Regions from separate parts of the Homo sapiens genome. Here region 2 is linked to region 1. A link is a contact called in ENCODE Hi-C or POLR2A ChIA-PET data. All regions are on one chromosome and are shown on one strand. The core of a region is the stretch at or near the end of the contact, and the rest is flanking DNA. Distances in the headings are between cores, read along the strand shown.

Region 1 (3,597 bases), core at 1,027-3,526:
GCTTACATGTGCTCATCTCTTCCACATTTCAAAGACAAATCAAATCAAATTCAATGCCTTCCCACAGAAGCCTTTTCTGACATTCTCAGTGTTGGTGGCTGTGTCATAATTCCATAGTTAACAACCATTTGCTAATTATTTCATCTTATAAATGTAGACACAGATGATTTTTTAAGTGTCTCTTTCTATTGTCTTCACTTCCTTACACAATGGGCAGAGGCAGGAGGAGCAGAGAGACAACTGTTTACTAACTGATTGACTTGCTGATGCAGCTCCTTCTTGGTCCACTGAGGCGCCTTTATGGAAGCAAAGAGCAGCAAATGTTCCCGGACGGTGAGGTTGTCCAACAGGATGTCCTGCTGCGGACACACACCAAGCTCCATTCTGACCCTCGACAGGTCTGTCTGTAGGTTCTTGCCATTGATGATGATGGTTCCAGAAGTGGGAGGGTGGAGCCCCGTCAACATGGATCTGCCAGAGAAAATAAGACAGCATGGAGAATACGCGTTGCTGATACTGTGAACGTCAGCAATCCAGTCAGCTCCAGGATGGCGCATGCATCCTGCCAAGAGCACTCACCTTCTGCTGACCTGGTTTTTACACAATCAGTTAAAAGGTGTGAGTAGTTTGAGGGTACATTGGCTGGTTGATGTTGAAAATGTGAGTTTAACATGTTATGCTACCACATGAAATAAAAATGCTCCTTGACTTCTGATTGGGTTATGTCCCAATAAACCCATAAAAAGTTGAAAATATTGTAAGTCAAAAATCTATTTACATCTAACCTACCTAACATCACAGCTTAGTCTAGCCTACCTTAAGTGTACCCAAAACATTTACATTAGCCTACAGCTGGGCAAAATCATCTATCACAAAGCGTATTTTATAATAAGGTGTTGAATATCTCTTGCAATTTATTGAATATTGTACTGAAAGTAAAAAGCAGAATGGCTGTATGAGTCCTCAGACTATGGTTTCTACCTAATATGTATCACTTTCACACCATCATAAAGTCAAAATATCATTAAGTTGAACCATTGTAAGTCTGAACTGCAATCATAGAGCATTATAGTTGTATGGGACTTTAAGATGATAACATTCAACTTTTTACAGATGAGGAAACATGCTAAAGAAATGACATATATACCTAAATCCTCATCATTAAATATAAGCAAAACAGAGATACAAAGCTAGGCCCCAACCCTGGAGCCAGTCTTCTTTCCGCTGCTCCCGGGATAGTCTGTGTGTGTTAAAACCACAAGAAATCAAGCAGCCTGCCACCACAAGCTCACATGACCGACTTTACCAACAGAAGCCTCAGAATTGCCTAGTTCTGCTTCCTTGTTTCAGGAAGTTTATTATTTAAGTTTTAAATTGGTTTCTTATTTCTGAAAAGTTAAACATGCCCCTACCACACAGGACCTAGCAAATCCACTCCTTAGTATTTACACATGAGAAATTAAATGTGTGCCGACACAAAGCTGTATGCACAAATGTTCACAGCAGCTGTGTTCACAATCACTGACAAAGAGAAACAACCTCAGTTGCAACCCATGGATGAAAACATAAAGAAGCTGGGTTGCCTCCATATGGTGGATACCACTCAGCTGTCCCAAGGAGCAGGCTGCTGGGCCACCACCACCATGCCTGGGTCCCCAAAACAGTCTGCTGAGTACAAGAAGCCAGACATGATCCCATTTACAAGAAATTCTAGAATAAGTAACCTAGTTTTTAGTGACAAAGAGCAGATCAGTGGTCACATGAAGGCCAGGGTCAAAGGAGAGCACAGGAAACCTTGGAGCAGCATAGAAAGGTTCTGTATTTGTGGTGCTTGTTCCGGCACTAACCAAATGTGTCAAAACTCATCAAACTGTACACATCAACAGATACTGTTTACTGCACAAAAATTAAACCTCGATGAACTTAAAACTCTTTGCTATATTATTTTCAAACCTATCTGGGGGATACTATAAAATAGTTTATACACATTCCCTAGAAGTCTCAAAGACTGTTGTTTTAAATAGTGAAGACCCCCCCGTCTTTGACTGACCTCTCAGCCTTTCATCTAAGAATTGCCAGGTGGAGGCAGCCACTTAGGATGACTCAAAATGTACTACAAATGTACACTAAAAGCAACACAGTCATTGAACTTTAAATCATCTAGAAACTCCAAATGCAATTCTCATCATTCTGCTAAACAAGCAGCCCAGGTTTTCCTTGTAAGAAATGTGTCTTAGTAAAAGCAGGGTGAGAGGAACTGGCTGGCTGAGTCATTATTTGTGCAACTTGTGGTTTCCCAATTTTCAAACACTAAAAAAAACACTCACACGCTTTTCCAGGTCCATTTCTGTATCCAAGGAACAAATAAAAACTGTCCATATTCTTTCTTTCTATTTTTTCAGTATGAGATTTCTGAAGTTTCATGTGTTATTTTTCTACCTTTCTTATTAAGTCTGAGGCAAAGCCCTCTTCATTGTTTTAACTAATCACACTTTAATACTACATATTTAGTGAGAAAAAGAACAAAAGAGAAAGTGATTTGTTCAAAAGAGATATTTCATAATTTTAGTAGTTTAACCTTAAACCTCCACTTCTACAGCCAGCCCAAGGCTGTGAATGTTTGAATTCATTGTTTCTCTGGGAGCACATGATTTGATTCTTTAATCAAATCTAGAGCCATTGAATCCTAAACCAAACATCTACCCTTAATGAGAAAAGAACCACACAAAAACCAGAACATGGAAAAGAAAAATAATCAGGTGTTTAAAAAATTTGCAAGTACCACTGTGATATTCCTCTTCCTACAGATATGCAAGCAAGATGATACTTAGTAGGACAAACGCTGAAAGTGCCAAAGGACTTTCAAAGACTAAAGTACAACATGGTAAATTATTTGTAGAAAATACAAGAATTAAGCCTTTTAAAAAGCTATCCACCACTACCCCTTTGACTGAGCCCCAGGCCTACAGTGCACCTGTGCGGTTGAAGACATAGGGCCTCTCTCACACGGGCACTCATGAGGGGCTCTGCCTTTCACCCGTGTCTCTAAACTCTGTATTGAGACTCAAAATTTTAAAAAAAGGAAAAGAAATCAAACCTTCTGTCTCACAGGTAAACTGAAGTTTTAAGAATCAAATGCCCAGTGTTTGATAAGGGTAAAATGGGACCCACATGATAGTGGTTTTCCCGGCACCGTTTGTCCCCAGCAGGGCGGTGATTTGGTCTCTGTAGAAGGTCAGGCTGAGGTCTTGGACCACAGCCTTGTGGCCCTCATATTCCTTGGTCACAGACACCAGGGTGACTCCCGGGGCACTTCCTTCAAGCTCTCCTTCCCTGTTTTGCAGTGATGACCCTGTGAGAGAGATGAAAATTCATTGTGAAAAGACTTCAAAAGCCCTAAAAATAATGCTCATATTTATTAATTCAGCATTCTGCTTTGAAATTGAATTCCAGCTCTGTGAAGCACACAAATCAACTCAAAAATCTTTCTTTAGCAAGAACAAGAAGCAGACTATATAATGGCAAACATTAAGTGATATCACTGATTACAAAGTTTTGAACCCTTATGATAACCATTTTGTAAAAAATAAAAAAAAT
Region 2 (3,463 bases), core at 66-2,565, 38 kb before region 1:
ACTGGTGAATGGACAAACAAAAATGTGGTATATTTATACAATGAAATATTTGGTAATCAAAATAAGTTGAGTACTGGCACGCTGTAACATGGATGAACCTCAAAAACATTGTGCTGAGTGAAAGAAGCTAGTCACAGAGGGCCACACATACTATGATTCCATGTATATAAAATGTCCAAAATAGGCACATCTATTAGAGATTGAAAGTACATTAGGGGTTGCCTATGGCTGAAGAGATGGGGATTTTGAGGAGTGATTGCTAAGTGACACCAGTTTTCAGAGTAATGAAAATGGTATAAGGTTGATTGTGGTGATGAATGCAGAACTCTGAAGAAGCTAAAAGCCACTGAATGGTCCCATTTATATGAGTGAATTGTGTGTTATGTGAATTATATCTCAATAAAGCTGTGGGAAATAAAAATATATGCCTAACATAATCATTAGGAGAATGCAAATTAAAACCACAATGAGAAACTACTACACATCTATTTTAATAGCTAAATTATATGTTTTTCAAATCTGATACTACTAAGAGCTGAAGAGGAAGTACAGCAATAGCAATTCCTACAGTTGCTGGTAAGGATGCAATTTGGGAAACATCATAAAAGGTTATAACATATTTAATTCTAGTTACTTATTCATGGGTTCATGTGCCTAGTAGACTGAAATCTCTGAAGGAAAGCTCTTAGATTTATTACCCTCCACATCCCTAGAGCTCAGCTCAGGGATCCTTGCTGAGTTGCTGCTAATAAATATGCCAGGAATTGGACTGAACTGGAGCTTCAGTCACACACCTAGATACCAAATCTGGATTCTGTTCAATCATTAAAGCCTATAAAGGAGGCTGCATACAAAAGCTGAAGCCATGATTTGGTCCCAAAGGGACAGAGGTCGCATGAAGGCAAAGCCCACATCCGGGGCTTTGTTAAACCATGCAAATCCATTACCAGGAGGGTGCCTGCACATAAGAGGCACACCACGCAGGTAGGCCAGATCAGTTTGTTTGTGATGAAGGTAAAATAAGATGAATGATGGTCATTATTCTAACTGTATACATTGAGAAATTTTTTATATACTAAGTCAAGTCCTGAAGAAAAGATAAATGTGTCCCATAAACACACAGTTTTTTTTTTTCAAGCCAGGATAAAACTCAACGTTTTTTTTGCCTCTGACCTGTATTTACTTGCCCCCTCACTATACACTCACATCTCCTCACTAACTTCAGAACCTTGCTATACAACTTTTAAAACAAGGGATGTTGAATAAGGCTGGTGTCATTGTTCCTCCAGCAGAAATGCAGGAAGCCATTCTGTACTTACAGTAGCCAGACAGATGTCCTGTAGGCCTGTGGTTCTGCAGCTCTGACTCAGTCCCCAGGGCAATGTGAGATTTCTTGTTGGAATCTTGCAAAAGCATCAAAAACACCTTTCGGAGAAAAAAAAACGCCATGTATTATTTTATGTTTCTATACACATCGCATTTCTTTTCTTCTGCCTCAATTGCCTAATCCGGTTGTGACAACATATGCCAAACACACCCCATATATTTCATTTAGCCATCCATTTAATTGGCATAACTCTAAGACTACCTAGGTCTCAGCAAAACAGGCTACCCATAGGATGCAAAGATGAATGAAACTTGACTGTGAACTCCCAGACCCTCACGGGCTAGTGGAGGCTGGTCAAATGCATAGGCAGTGGTAGGCAGGGAGGGGACAGATAGCAACACAGTGTATCCAATTCAACTTAAGTTTGTGACTCACTGTACCAGCATCTTAGGAATTCAGAGGTGAATCAGACAATAAAATTGCAATGCTCAGTTTACTTACAGTAGATGGGATCTCATACATAAAAATCCCCATTAAATGTATGCTTTCCATGGGCTATGATATATGATGTCACTAAGGTAGTTAATCAAATAACTTGCTTGAAGTCATTTCTTGGTTAGTAGTGGAGGCAGAAGTCCAACCTCAGTTTATTCAAAGCCAAATACTATGACTAAAGTAGCAAAAATAAGGTGAGAAAGCAGAAGTGCAAGCAGACACAAAGGGAAATGAGGTGGGGTGGAGACATCGAGGGCCTTGAGCTGCACCTGGATCGCTGGCAGGGATTTATGGAGTGATGGAAAGAGAATCTCTAAAATAAACATTGGGCAATTCACGAGAAGCATACAAGTCAAGGAGACATCGCCCTGCAGCAGCACAGTCCTAACTGCTGGAGTTCCACTCTTGGCAAGATGTGGGCCGGCTCTGTCTGCAGGCATAGGACTGCACCACGCAGAGTGTTGGCTGCCTCGTTGTATTAATAAAACAGAGATGATGATCACAGTATTTAAAGTTCAGTAGATGATGGCTGTAAAGTGCCAGGCACAGACTCTGGAAGCATGCAGTAAGTCTTCTATTATTCATGTGGTTAGCCAAGGTTTCCTGAACGTTCTCTGTGGGCCATGCACAAAGCTAGGCACTGTGCATTGCCACTCTCTCCCTTAGCATCATCTGTGCAGGTGCTTCCATCACCCCTTCCTCTGCACGTATCCATAGAGATATTGGTCCCTGGCCCTGGCCCCTCTCCAAGTGACTCCTGCTGGGCCAGCGTCACTGTCCATCCAGCTGGTACCTCCCACCCAATGCCCTGGGTAGTGAAGTCCTATACCTGCATATACAGATCTCAGCCCACACTGAGCACCCTGCCTCACTTCTGATTTCTCTACACAACCTCACCATTCTGATTCCTCTAAACAAGCAAAAAGGGATTGACTGTCTCTAGATGTTCCTGAGGAGCCCCTAACCACAGGGAAAGATGGGGGAAGGCACCAGAAAGAAGAAGCCATGAGCAAGCAAGCCTTCAGGAGAGGCATGCAATATCTCCGCACGTGGTTAATTAGTTTGCATGGAATCCTACTGAGCAAAATCTGCATGAGTAGCACTAGTGAAAGGTCAGATGCAGCTACCTTCATGTGAAAGATAACACTTTGCTGATTCTCAGTAAGACTCCAAGGAAAAGCTGTAAACCTCACTACTATTGCAAATAATAATAAGAAGAAGAATGATTAATAACATTTCTGAGTGTGCGCCAGCCATGTGACCTTGAACACATTATTTTACCACTCTTTAACTTAGTTTCCTCACATGATAAATGGTAATAAATAAGAGGCCGGGCGCGGTGGCTCACGCCTGTAATCCCAGCACTTTGGGAGGCCGAGGCGGGCGGATCACGAGGTCAGGAGATCGAGACCATCCTGGCTAACACAGTGAAACCTCGTCTCTACTAAAAATACAAAAAATTAGCCGGGCGAGGTGGCGGGCGCCTGTAGTCCCAGCTACTCCGGAGGCTGAGGCAGGAGAATGGCGTGAACCCCAGGGGGCGGAGCCTGCAGTGAGCCGAGATTGCGCCACTGCACTCCAACCTGGGCGACAGCGAGACTCCATCTCGAAAAAATAAATAAATAAATAAATAAATAAGAC

Evidence for each region. A loop is a pair of places that touch in the nucleus more often than their neighbours do. ChIA-PET counts read pairs that join two places held with the same protein, here RNA polymerase II (POLR2A).
Region 2: a map of PC-3 shows a loop between it and region 1 (3-fold over the local background). The contact joins two enhancer-like sites. A Hi-C loop is called at or near these places in 1 of 168 maps with a recorded cell type or tissue (PC-3). POLR2A ChIA-PET finds 5 or more read pairs at or near these places in 2 of 52 experiments (CD4-positive, alpha-beta T cell and OCI-LY7).

The regions. Positions count from the first base shown.
Region 1 is chr7:48,388,795-48,392,391 of GRCh38, reverse strand. ABCA13 (ATP binding cassette subfamily A member 13) reads right to left here. Exons shown (of 62, transcript NM_152701.5): 37 at 3,172-3,352; 38 at 253-471. Among named protein-coding and RNA genes, the nearest start is that of ABCA13, 220 kb to the right of the region's middle. Within about 2 kb of position 2,276, at least 4 of the 41 ENCODE cell types and tissues checked have a DNase peak (open chromatin) inside an H3K27ac peak, as active enhancers do; they include PC-3, where a contact is called at or near this core.
Region 2 is chr7:48,425,728-48,429,190 of GRCh38, reverse strand. It overlaps ABCA13 (ATP binding cassette subfamily A member 13), which reads right to left. Exons shown (of 62, transcript NM_152701.5): 42 at 1,320-1,425. Among named protein-coding and RNA genes, the nearest start is that of ABCA13, 260 kb to the right of the region's middle. Within about 2 kb of position 1,315, at least 3 of the 41 ENCODE cell types and tissues checked have a DNase peak (open chromatin) inside an H3K27ac peak, as active enhancers do; they include PC-3, where a contact is called at or near this core.